Linked DNA regions of Homo sapiens: region 2 is linked to region 1. A link is a contact called in ENCODE Hi-C or POLR2A ChIA-PET data. All regions are on one chromosome and are shown on one strand. Each heading gives the region's core, a stretch centred on a gene start or an enhancer-like site at or near the end of the contact. The rest is flanking DNA. Distances are from core to core; before and after follow the strand shown. Region 1 holds the start of RND3 (Rho family GTPase 3). Region 2 has its middle 130 kb from the start of LINC01931.

Region 1 (6,544 bases), core at 3,198-5,697:
TAGACCCCTTATGAGAAGCTGTCCAACTAAAGAGGCCAGATAAGAGAGGAACTGTTTCTGTCTTCTAAATGGTTGCCCTTCTGCTAGGAGGGTAAACAGGACAGGAAATATCATTCAAAGGACAATGTTCATCCCGTATCTCTCCCTATATAAGAGCAGTCAGGCACACCCAATTTTTCCTATATAAGTCTCTTTCACAAAGTTCTAGGAGGGAAATAAAAAGTGCAATTTATCTGACATTTAGAACTTTACAGACTTGGCTGGGATCTTTTCTCCAGAGTTATATTGATGGCCTTTGGAAAAAATAAATGTATCAAGAGGCATAAGGCATATGCAATTATTTTTACAATCTGAACTAAATAAATGTTTTAGTGGGCAAAGAAAATGTCAAACATTTACCAAAAAATAGTCCTGTCCAGAAATTTGCCATGAAAAGCTTGGAATTAAATGGAAAAATGTTAAAGATCCTTGAAATAATTAGTTGCTGATTCAATGGTTCCTGCTAGATATAAACAACAAATCACTTTTGATGGAAACAGGCTATTCTTAGAATTTAAGTAAGCAGTGCTTGGTGACTGTGTTTAACTAACTAACATTTCACCTCATGAACAACATAATGGAATTCTAAATAATTCCCTTATGCCTCTTTTTTCCATTTGTTTAAATCTAAATTCTAACTAAGATTTCATTACCGGATAATTTTGCAGTACAAAATTTTCTTCATCACATTTTCAAACCTTTATATTTTAGTTAAACATACATAAGTTTTGGTTTCATTAAATAAAAAGACAAGTGATTATTTCACTACAAATTCATTTCAGATGATTATCTTTAATTCGATGAAAGGCAATGTTTATAAAGTTGCCATTCTTTGTGCACAGGTAATTCAGTGTGAATAAATGTCAGGGAACCTCATCTCCTTGGCAACTATGCATATCATTACTCATTTACTCATTCATCAGATTTTATTGGATAACTGCTGTATGCAAGGCATTGTGCTATGTGTGCAGAGTCTACGAACTGCAGAGTTTTGATTAAATGCATGAAGATACCTGAAGTGGTATTTACCTGCACATACGAAGGACAGCCTCCAACTACAAACTGCCCACATTTTGGTTTATGTTCTAGCCTTTATCAAACAATGTGCCTTTTCTCCCCTAAAAGAATCAATTTAGCCCTTTAGGCATCTATTCCGAAATATCCATTGGTGGTCCTGTCACTCTTGAAGCTTGAGATAGGAAATGTATAGCCCAGCATTCCTATAAGCCCACCCATTCCCCCTCCCTGTCCAGATGGGTTTCATTCCTAAATCCACCAGGAAGCCTGGCTCTGCCCAGAACCTGGCTTGCTTTGCAGGCTGTGAAAACCCCAGCACGGGATGCCAGATCCCCTAAGACTAAGAGCTGAAGCCAACCAACATCCTGGGAAACAAAAAGACCTGCCTGTCCAGCGTAATAAAGCCAAGAAGTGTACAGCTGGGAGAGATCCTGCACATCATCTAGCTCAGTGTCCTCTTTTTACAGATGATGAAAATGAGACCCAGGGAGATAGGGGATTTGCACACAGAAATCCATGGTAACCAGGAGCTAAGATCTAAACACAGCTTTGTATCAACGACTGGTTCAGACACACTGCTCCACCCCGTGCCAAAATAATTTTTATCGTGCATTAGGTCCAAACAGGGCTGCCGGTTGGGGCAGGGAGTACTGGTGCTTATTATCGGTACCACACCAGCTGTGCCATCCAGTAGGCATAACAAATACATACCATGATATGTCTGGGAATCAGAGCCCATTAAGTACCAGGCTGTAAAATAATTCTGATAGGAACTACTGAAATAAGGAACCACTTGAATTCTGTCTACCAACACCTTCTCCAGAGTTTCGAGTCTGTGTACCATCCCCAACAGAAAACACGGCGGCAAAGTCCTGATTCTGCTGCCCTTGGAACGGCTGAGAAAGAGCCTGACTCCAGGGGGAAACAAAATCAGCCCTTCTCACTGCAGCAGTCGGAGCATCTGGCACCGACCATGAGAGGCGCTCGCTCGTGCGAGACTTCTCGCTTGCCTTTGTGCTGGGACTGCCTCTGGCGACCCTGTCAGTCTGGTTCCTTCCTCTTGCTCTCTGAACCCCCGCGTCCCTCGGGGGCTCCAGCGGTTCAAGCCCAGCGGTTCTGTGGGAAGCTCACAGAAACACCTCCACGAGGCCACTCCCCGCTGGGCGCGGCTCCACCTCGGGGCCTCCCCGCCTAACAGCAAACCTGCTTGTTGGCACTTGCGCGTTCCTCCTCGCCAGTTTCACCCGGATTTGGCTCGGTCCGCCAGCAACCCAGCTCCTTGCTAAATTCCCAGCCCTAAGCGCAGGGGCCTTTACCCAGCCTTCCCAGTGGGTCCTGCTTTTCCATAGCCGACACCCTTCTTGGAAACAAACTCGCTAGACACCGCTGGTTAGGGCGGCGGGTGCCTATGTCCCAGCCCAAGACCTCAGATGGTGCCCCCCTGCCACTCCCCGGCCTTTGACCTGGCCTAAACCCCTAACTCAGCCGGGGGGCCGGATGCCTTCCCACCGGGAGGGTACCTAGCCCTCCCTACCACCGCGCGCCAGGTAGGTGGGTGGGCGCATGGGAAAGCAATAACCCGGCCTTGAACCTCAGACCCATGAATATAACCCACCGCGGCGCCAATAATTCAAGTAGACTGGAAGGTCAAAGGCGAATAGTGTTGCCCGCGGCCTTGGAGGCAAGCCGAGTGGGGGATGCAATAGAGGTCAGGAGGGGCTGGTGTGGTGAAGGGGAAACGGACGTGATCACTGGGATGGAGTGGGGGAAAAAGGGAAAAGCTCGGTACAGGTGGGCACCGAGGCACCGCGGGCGGCCGGCAGCGCGAAGAGGAGGTTCAGCTGCTGCCCGGCCCCTGCGCCACCAGCGCATTCCTGGGTGTAGGCGTCACGGGCGCCGCGGCTGCCTGCGCTCAGTTTCTTTCCCTCAACAGCGGCAATTGCACGTAACCGCGTCGCCTCTGGGATTTTCTCCCGCCTCCCATCACCCCCGCGGCGCTCCCCGCCTCCCCGCCAACCAGCAGGTTAGATCTAGGAGGGGCGCCCGCCTTGAGCCGGGTGGTTCCGCCGAGGCGCACGCAGCGCCCATGCAACACCCCACAGTATCGGGCCACCTCGGCCGACCCAAGGCGACTTGACCACGACTCCGCGGGCGGACTGCGCCTGGCCACTAGTGGCTCCAACCGCGGGGTCACCCTGCGGGCACACAGCGCTCTCCTCTCCCCACTGCTATCTCCTCGTCCACGCTGTCGTCTGCCGCCCCCACCCAGAAGGGATACAATTTTCGCCCAACAGGGACCGTGGGAATCCCTTGGGAGGGGCGCAGACGGCTTGTAGCGCGCGGTTTCCCGAGACCCGCCGCGCATCCCCCAGCGACTGGAAACCCGCCCCAAGCGCCACGCGGTCCTCCCACTCTTACCCGAAGTGTCCCACAGGCTCAACTCTATTCTTTGTGTGTCGATTTCAAAACTGGCCGTGTAATTCTCAAACACTGTAGGAACGTAATTCTGGATAGACAAAATGGGCAAAAGAGGAAGGAAAGAGGGCAAAGAGGTTACGTTTAAACGCACGACACCCATTGAACACCCTTCCCCTCCCCGCTCCCCAGTTAAGAAAGAAAACCTTCACACATCAGACCACACACTAAGCACATGGACCCTTTCCGAAACCCCTGTCCTACTCCCCACTCACCCCACCCGGCTCTCACAGATCTGCTGACCCGAATCTCCCAACCCCAGGTTATGCACACAGGAACGAACAAGTTTCAGGAGCTAACCAGCCCATGTGCAGGCGCGTCCCAACCCTAAAAGCTTCCAGCGCACTTTCCCTTTCCCCGCAGTCTAATCAGGGGAAAGTAGTAAGGACCGAGAAAGACTTTTTTTTTTCTTTTTTTTTTTTTTTAAGGGAAAACGGATGAAAGCGGGGAGGCCCACCTCGGGACTGGGATCCCACTGGCCGACCCCCTCGTGGAAGCCGCGGCCGGCCACACTCACCTCGGGGAAGCAGTCCTTGGCGAAGACATGGAGCAGCGCAGTTTTTCCACACTGACTGTCTCCCACCACAACTATCTTGCATTTCACGTTCTGATTAGGATCCATGATAGATTTGCTGGATAATTTCTGGCTGGCTCTTCTCTCCTTCATTGATGTTGCCTTATTTTCTCTTGGAACAGGAATTTTCTCTTAAGAAGAAAAAAAAAAATATATATATATATATATATTTCTCTCTTTATAAAAAGCAGATATAAAAATAAATCACAAGGCTGATGGGCAACCTCTGAAACGCGGCGCAGACGAGGAGGAGAGCGAGAGGAGCAGGCTGGTTACTCCCCTCCAACAAGTTTTAAGCCTGACTCCTCACCGCGCCTCCCAAGTCCAATTCCGAGCCGACTGCTTTGTTTCACGCTCTCTGCGCGGCTTTATACGCCCGGCCTTCCAATCCTCTTCTTTCTCAATGAGAGGAGGAAACTGATCTGCCTCCTCCCCTTTTATGGAGCCTGGGAGCGAGCGCTGTTGGCGTTGCATGCCGAAAATGTAAGCAGTGCGCCCTCTAGGGTGCCCATTCGGGATCTATTTTAGACCAAGGCTCTTAGACAACATGAAGATCCCAAAGATGCTTTGCTGACAAGTCCACAGGGCAAGGTGGGAAACTGGTATCTGTGCATACTGATTTGAACTACAATCCCTTTAAATATAGTTTAATAGGGGCTTATCTGTAGAAGCCTCATGAGCATTTATGAAAACAAAAACATTTCCCACCCAAGTTAAAGGACAGTGATAAAACATAGGAAGCAAATCTTGGGTGGAGAATAGTTGAGTGGTTCTATTTTTTTTTTTAATGGTTTGTATCAGGTACATAGGCCATGGACCAATAGATCAGCCTCTTTATTCCAGATGCAAGAACAGGCTTGCCTGGGTCACGGTAGTAGACTGGCTTCTGAAACCTGTCAGTTTCAGTCGTACAAGTGGAGGCAGAAAGGTTTCGAGGGGTGGGTACAGGAGGTGGGAGGGGAGAAGAAAGAGAAGTGGAAGATGCCCATGACTGAGTGACAAAGGCCATTGGAAACTCAACCCTACTGCGCTAGGGACCCAAACACTTGTCAGCTTAGTTGCACCTCCCCACATTTGCAGTGAGGGGACTGGTGGGGGGGCAGATTTTGATACTATTAATTCTTTATCTATAGCCTCCATCTTCCCGGAATCAAAGCACCCTAGACTGGACTCAGAAGGCACAAACATCTTTAGCTGAAAAATGCAGATACAACCCTCCACCCTCTCTTCTGTCCTCCTCCACATCCATCTCCCTAGCCCTCCAACTCTTCCCCGCAAGCAAAAATCTTAGAAAGGACCAGAATAGCCCGCACATTTGTTCTTTTTCTATGAGAAGTCTTTCTTTTTCTCATCTTCAGCTCCTGCACCCTAAATGCTCAGGAGGTTTCAATTGTTACAATGTAGTAGCACACTGGCCAAAACCAGCTTATATGGTCCCCTGTGGAGACTCCTAGGCTTGTAAATGAGAAGATAAGGTGAAAACAAACAAATCAGAAAGTTTAACATGGGAAGTGAAAAGGCACAATGAAGAGTTGTCAAAAGCACTGATGTAAGTAGTGGACTGGTAGGGCCCCTGAAGCCTAGGGGATCCAGGAATGATGTCCTATTTGGGGCTGAGAAAATTGGAGCCCCCTCAAAGATCATTGACTCAGACTCCATCGGTGGGTCTGTGTTTACACAAGGGGAGGGTTGACCCACAGAGAAGCGGGTTGCTGGCCCTGCTAGGGTTCCTAGAGCAGCCTTTGCCAATGTTTGTTCTTCTGAGCTTTAGTTCCCTCCTGACACAAAGGGTGCCATGGCCCAATTAGTGAGGGCGACACTGTACCCACATCACTCACTGAAGATTCGCCAAGCACACTAATGTTACAAACATTTAAAAATCCCAGAGAAAAGCAGACTATTTAACATAGTTTAACCTAGCATTTCCCAAAACTACTTAACACAGGAAACATTAATCAAATTATTCACGTTTGTTTACTTGTTTAAAGAGCAATGGGCATAGTAGTTGGGGCAGGAGATCACAAAGAGGTGTATTTGGGTCCCCAACTTCACATTTTCTGTATGACTTTGGATGGATTATTTAGCCTCTCTGAGCCTCAATTTCATCATCTGTAAAATAGGAGTCATAATGGTAATTATGAGGAAATGCAAGTGACGTTTGCAGAATGGTTTCTGGCACAATAAAGAGTCCTTGACCTGTGTTATAGTTTGCATGTAAAATCTTATTTGCACTTTTCAGAACTGTTGAATGTGTCTTGAGAAATTCTGGCTTCATTGGTGGACTCACTAATTGGAGCTGTGTCCATCCTATCTTTTGTCTTATTTTTAACTTAATGAAATTACCCCTTTCCAGAGATATGATTTGACCTCCCATATTTCAGAATTGATGTAGTTTATATGGTTAAATCACTTTAACAGAAATAATTAAGAATGTTTATG
Region 2 (5,899 bases), core at 520-3,019, 500 kb before region 1:
TAGAAACGACACTGGAGGTAGAAGACTAAAGGAGAAGCCAGGCATGGGTTAACCCATGAAGCAGGACTGCATAGCAGGATTTAGTCAACTGCTGGAGAATGTCTGCATCGAACACTACTTGTCTAATTTATCTCTTGGTCCATTTTATATGGAGGCTATGTCCACCAGCCCTGGTGCAAATGCTTACAAATGATTCTGTGTAGAACTTGCATGCAGCTTCCAGTACAGCAAGCTCTCTATCTGCAGCAGTACTCACACCATTTGAACATCTGTCAGGAAAATCAGTCTCAAAATTCTTTAAATAATAAATACTTGTAAATAATTACCATCATAAATTTCAAAGATTTCAAAGATTTTGATTGAGTTCTGAGTAGGGAAGGAATGATAAAATCAGAGAAATATGGCTATAAGTTGCTTTTGGAATAATGAAGGGTTTCCATTAGTCAAGGCACTTCTGTGCTACCATGAGCAATGCAAATTGTCTCTTTATAAACACACATCCTATGCAGAGTACCACAAAGTAGAACCAGTATGCATTATCAGCAATTGGAGTGATGTTGGTAAAGTTGTGGTTGTGGTGTGGGTTGGGAGATGATTCTGGAACTTTAGTCTGCCTGACTCTTTAAGGAAATCTAAATTTATTGAGCACTTTCCATGTGCCAACGCCTGTGATAAGCACTATGTATGTTGCCTGATTTAGACATTCAATGAGGAAATGAGCTCAGCAAACTTGGATAATTCATCCCGGATGACCTATCTAGGAAGTCGTGAATCCAGAAACTGCACCCAGGTCTATTTGCTCCAATGTGTCCTCTCTTGAGTATTTTACTATATTTTTGTCTTGTTACTATGATCATTCAATTTATTTTAAAAATTCAACATGGTTAGAAAAGAAAGCATAGATACACGTGAGAAGGTGAAACATGAACTCTACTGCCAGCATATAGGCGAGGTAACTTAGAAGAGTGGAAGGTTGCTCACCTGTACTGACAAGAGAGGTGGCCAAAGAAAATGGAGCCATGAGGACAGACGGACAGCAGCATTGAAGGGAAACTGATTACCTCACTCATCTCTTTACCTCCACTTGTCTACCTGCTCATCTCCACTAATGCCAGCCTCCTCATTCAGGATCAAATATGTTGATCATGCTCTCACTTCAGGCCCTTTGTCCTTGCTGGTCCCATTGCCTGAATCATTCTTCCCCTAGACAGTCTCAGTGCTCTTTTTCTTGCCTCCTGCAGATCTTTGCTCAAATGGTAGCTTCTCCCAGGGCATTATTTGACATTGTATCCCTCTGGCATTCCCAGTCCCTCATTCCTGGCTCATTATATACAATATGTTTATTTTAAAACATCTATTTCTCCCAACATAATTAAAGCCTCTTTGAGGACAGGGATGTTTGTTTGTTATTTTGAATGTTTTATCCTTAGCACCAAGCACATTGTCTGACATATGGTTGGTCTGACATCTGCCCTCAGTAAATATTTACTAAATAAATTCACTAATCAACAAATATCACAAAAATAATTCTTATGCCAAAGTGACATATTTTGGGGTGGCATACCCTGATCCCTTTCAGCTCCTTCCCCCATACTAAGCAAAGGTTACTGTTCTATATGGCTGCAAAAACATCAGCCAGTGTAAAAGCAGTCATTCTATAGGCAAGCAGGCACATTCCTAGTATTCTTTAAGGTGGAAGTCATTCACTAGAGCTGACAAATCTTTGATTCTTTGAACTGGGGAATAATTGTTTTGGTTTCTAAGTCCTGCTTGGGTTGAGCAAACACATACCTGGCTCATTATCAATAACCTTCTTAGTTAGGCAAATAGGTGACAATGTCAATAGGAATTTCAAAAATATGTGTGCTGGCAAAATAAACTCTGCCTTTGGAAACATCATCACAATTTAACTGGTTCTAAGTTACTCAGGCAGCCTAGGTCATTGTGTGCCAATGCACTGAAATTGCCCTTTAACAAAACTGGCACTGGCAGCTAGCAGTCAAAATTGAAATGTTTCAGCCAACAGAGCTGCTTTGGAATCTTTCCCACATACCAATAAATCTCTTGATCTTGGGAAAACATTTCCCGATATTCAGGAACTTTTCTATTGTTCGTTGCAACTTTCCCCAGAGGACACATAAGGCTTTCCTAGACCTTTGGACACCCACATAACCTTCATATACTAAGTGCTCAGGTCAGAAGTAAGCAACATTCACTGGGGGCTGTGATTTGAACACTAACTTTCTGCTTTTTTAAAATGTAAGGGGTGAAGAAAGGGCCTGAGAATTTCTCTGCATTGAGGTGAAGTCTCGTGTATGGAGTTCGAGTCTGCTCTGTCTTCATAGCGACGTCACTATAACATTGTCCCTAATGCACTCTCAGTGAGGAGCTAACTGCTACTGAAAGTTTCAAATTTTATGTAAAAATAAATCTGTGATAATCACCTTTCTCCTGTTAACCAGCTTATTGTTGAAGTTAAGCATTCTTGAAGACACACACATTTGGTAATCTAATGTATGATCAGATTTTGGTGCTCTAAACAAATCATCTTTCCCACAGTATGTTCCTTAAACATTAACTCTATAAGGTCTCATAAAAAGGAAAGTTTTCTAAGACTAAGTGACTTATGAAATTCTGTATCTAATCCTCTTTTGTAGAGTTGTCATATATATTGGTGACCTGAAAAGGGCTACAAAGACTAAATCTGTTTCACTTGGCTTATTCCAGAATTTGCCAAATTTGACTGTAATTCCCCTTTTCTTCTGTTAGATCTAGTGACATTCTGCAGAACTAGCAAGCATTCTAGGAAACTCAACTTTGACAACACTATTCTAAATACAGCAAACACAATCAAATGTTGTTCAGAAGTCAGAGTTCTTAAAACTTCAGCCTTTGGTTTTTCGGCAGTCTCCATATGGGATTATTTTAGAATAGGGGTCTTCAAACTTCTTCTGTAAAGGGACACATAGTAAATATGTTAGACGCTTTACAAGACACATAGTCTCTGTCCTTTGCAACTAGCTACTCAACTGTGCCAATGTATGAAATTAGCCACAGATAATATGTAAACAAATGAGTGGCTGTGTTCAAACAAAACTTTATTATCAAAAACAAGCCACAGACTCAATTTGAGCCATAGGTTGTAGTTTGCAAACCTCTGTTTTAGAGTGGGGCAACCACCTCTCATTCATATCTAATACCTAATCAGTTATCTAATTCATATCTAATATCTAATTCATATCTAGTATCATATCTAGTATCTCTCATTCGTATCTAATACCTCTCATTTATATCTAATACCTAATCAGTTATCTAATTCATATCTAATATCTAATTCATATCTAATATCTAATCAGTTATCTAATACCTTAAGTTATCTAATATTATACCTAATATCTAATCAGTTATCTAATACCTTAAGGGTACATGTAAGATTAAAAAGAAGGTCACTGTGACTTTGTTCGGCAGCCAAACTTGGCCAACCTTAACTTTTAAAAGACTGGAGCATAGTTCACTTAGGTCAGTATATAAAATCCATCTCATGTTAATCACAACCAAGATGAACCAGCATCCTCAGAGAAGATCCATAACTTGTCTGTCGTTTGAAACTAAGAGAACAAGATACAGGTAAGTGCCCCACTGCTTTGATAATTTGCTTTAAAGCAAATGGCCAACTTTAAATGGCAAACTAGGAATTTCCCAGTAAAAAGCAAGTTGATTTACCAGCAGTACTCCAAACTTCCTTTTGGAGGTTAAGTAAAACAGGGAGGTTCTTAGAAAAGGAAATCTGCCTTAAGTACTAGAAAATTCCAAACTCATAATTATTTTAAGTCAAGCCCTATTGCAGAATCAACAGTCTCCATTATGCACAAGGGACCACCCACCAGAAGAGCATCCAAAGATAATAATCTATGAGAAAGGAGACCACAAAAATGCGGATACTGAATTTCTGGCAGGACCTTGGAGCTTATGTTTAAAGAAGTGATTGTCCCTTAGATACCAAGGCCATTTCTCTAGCTTTATGCTGGCAAGTTTTCTATTTATTGATGCTTTATCTTTGTGTGACTCTTTTTGTTAACCCTTTCCAATGCAAGTATTTTGGTTCCCCTGCAGTATCAACAAAAAAAAAAAAAATACATATTTTTGAAAAGCTTTATTTTTATTTTTGTTGAAAAGCTTTATAAAAAGCTTCTAGATTAATAGAATAATAGGATTTTAGCACTGGAAGGAATCTAAAAATACCTAATCTAACTACCTTGAAAAGATCAACGAGGGATCTTGTCTGAGATACCAGATGATCATCCACGACTATCCATGAGATCCAGGTTTCCTGGGTCATGCTGAAGGCTGTTCAGAGGACAGATTCTCAGAGTTGACATTCTAGACCTGTGAAGGTTCCTTGTCAGGTTCTTGACTAGGTTTCTTTTCTCAGAATAAATGACATGTGCAACATCCCAAGGTAGGAAATGTTACAGAATACAAGCACATTTGTTTCTACTTTGTTATAAATCATATGCACACTTTGAAAATAGTTAAGGCTTAGTGCCTAGGATACATGCATTCTCAAGTAGCAGGAGCATTTTGGCTAATACTCAACTGGGAAAGAAAATCTGGCTGTGCCTGCAAAACTAATGATCTGTACATCTTCTGCATAAGTTGGTGTGCATTGTGAAGAGATAGTGCTATTGAGAACTTGGGAAGAGTAAGTTTTGAGGGCAGTTCCCTGGAGGAGAAACAGGAAGTACAGAGGTTTATATTTGTCTCCTTCTGCTTAGATCAACTAGACTAATGCATGAGCTTTCTGCAGGTAGAGGCCAAGAGGATTTTTTCACAAAAGCCTTTATAAAATTTGGGCTAACTGTGCTAACTTGAGGTCCAGAATTAGGGAAAATGGCTTTCTTTCATCTTATCTTCAGCATTGTGAAAGTTCAAGAGAACTCAGTGCATTTGGAGACTTGAGGGTTTTACAAGCCTTGGTAGCCAAAGGAGATGGCAGGCAGAAAAGCTGTTTTTCATAGAGTTGTTGGCAGCTGTGAAGTGTCCACTCAACTAAGCTTGAAGCATGCAGGGGAGGAAAAAAATGTCTTTTCTTTCAATCTTAAGGTCATAGCTGAAACTCCCATAAGAAAAGACAGATTAACAAGTGAGAAGCATATAGATTTACTTAATAGAAGCTTTCTGTGACATTGGAGACTTCAGAGATGAAAACACAAAGAAACAGGGAAACATAAGGTTTGATGAAGAGTGGACAGTCATGGAGAAATATGATAAGACAGAAGGGTATGGGAAAAAACTAAGGGCATCATAGCAAGGCCTGTTTGTTCAGATTCTCCTCTGTCTTCAGGATAAGGATGCACGTTTCCTCTGGGTATAGGGAGGGCACCCTCTATTGAGGGTCTTATGACCTGCTTTAGGGAAGAAAAAGGATGAAAGGAAGGCGAGAGTGGCCTTCCTGCTTCTGCTATTTCCTCAAAAGCTGAGTTGCCATATTTTGGAATAGTGTGTCCTGAACCCATCAGGAAGCCAGCATCTAGAGTCCCTGTGGCCTTGTGGGAGATCTGTCCTTGGGGCAGAGCACCAGGGGATTTGGGAAGGAGAGGGCTCTAAGGCCAGCCTACATTATACACTTGGGGATGAGGTGCCAGCAGCACTGGAACAGTCATATCTATGGGTTCCTATTTTTAGCCACAGACTACAGAATTCTGGGAAAGTTTTGGTTATACTTGGCAATATTAAGATTTAAACTCCACAAAGGAGTTTTAAAATACTTTACCCAAACAAAAGAGAAATTTTAACTTTCTGCAAGTCACGATTCATGTACTGTTGTTAAGCAACCACTAAAAAAGAAAAAAAGAAATAAAGGGAAAAACCCACTGAATTTAAAACTAAGTATCTTAAT

Evidence for each region. A loop is a pair of places that touch in the nucleus more often than their neighbours do. ChIA-PET counts read pairs that join two places held with the same protein, here RNA polymerase II (POLR2A). Pooled maps may share reads with other maps.
Region 2: a map of ascending aorta shows a loop between it and region 1 (4-fold over the local background). The contact joins the enhancer-like site here to the promoter of RND3 in region 1. A Hi-C loop is called at or near these places in 12 of 168 maps with a recorded cell type or tissue (Caco-2, Calu3, HCT116 and 9 more) and 7 of 50 pooled maps. POLR2A ChIA-PET finds 5 or more read pairs at or near these places in 2 of 52 experiments (MCF 10A and PC-9).

Annotation. Positions count from the first base shown.
Region 1 is chr2:150,483,220-150,489,763 of GRCh38, forward strand. It overlaps RND3 (Rho family GTPase 3), which reads right to left and starts at 4,448. Exons shown (of 6, transcript NM_005168.5): 1 at 4,330-4,448; 2 at 4,049-4,236; 3 at 3,475-3,562. The coding sequence starts at 4,198.
Region 2 is chr2:149,987,847-149,993,745 of GRCh38, forward strand. No RefSeq gene overlaps it. Among named protein-coding and RNA genes, the nearest start is that of LINC01931, 130 kb to the left of the region's middle. Within about 2 kb of position 1,770, at least 7 of the 41 ENCODE cell types and tissues checked have a DNase peak (open chromatin) inside an H3K27ac peak, as active enhancers do; they include PC-3, PC-9, ascending aorta and 1 more, where a contact is called at or near this core.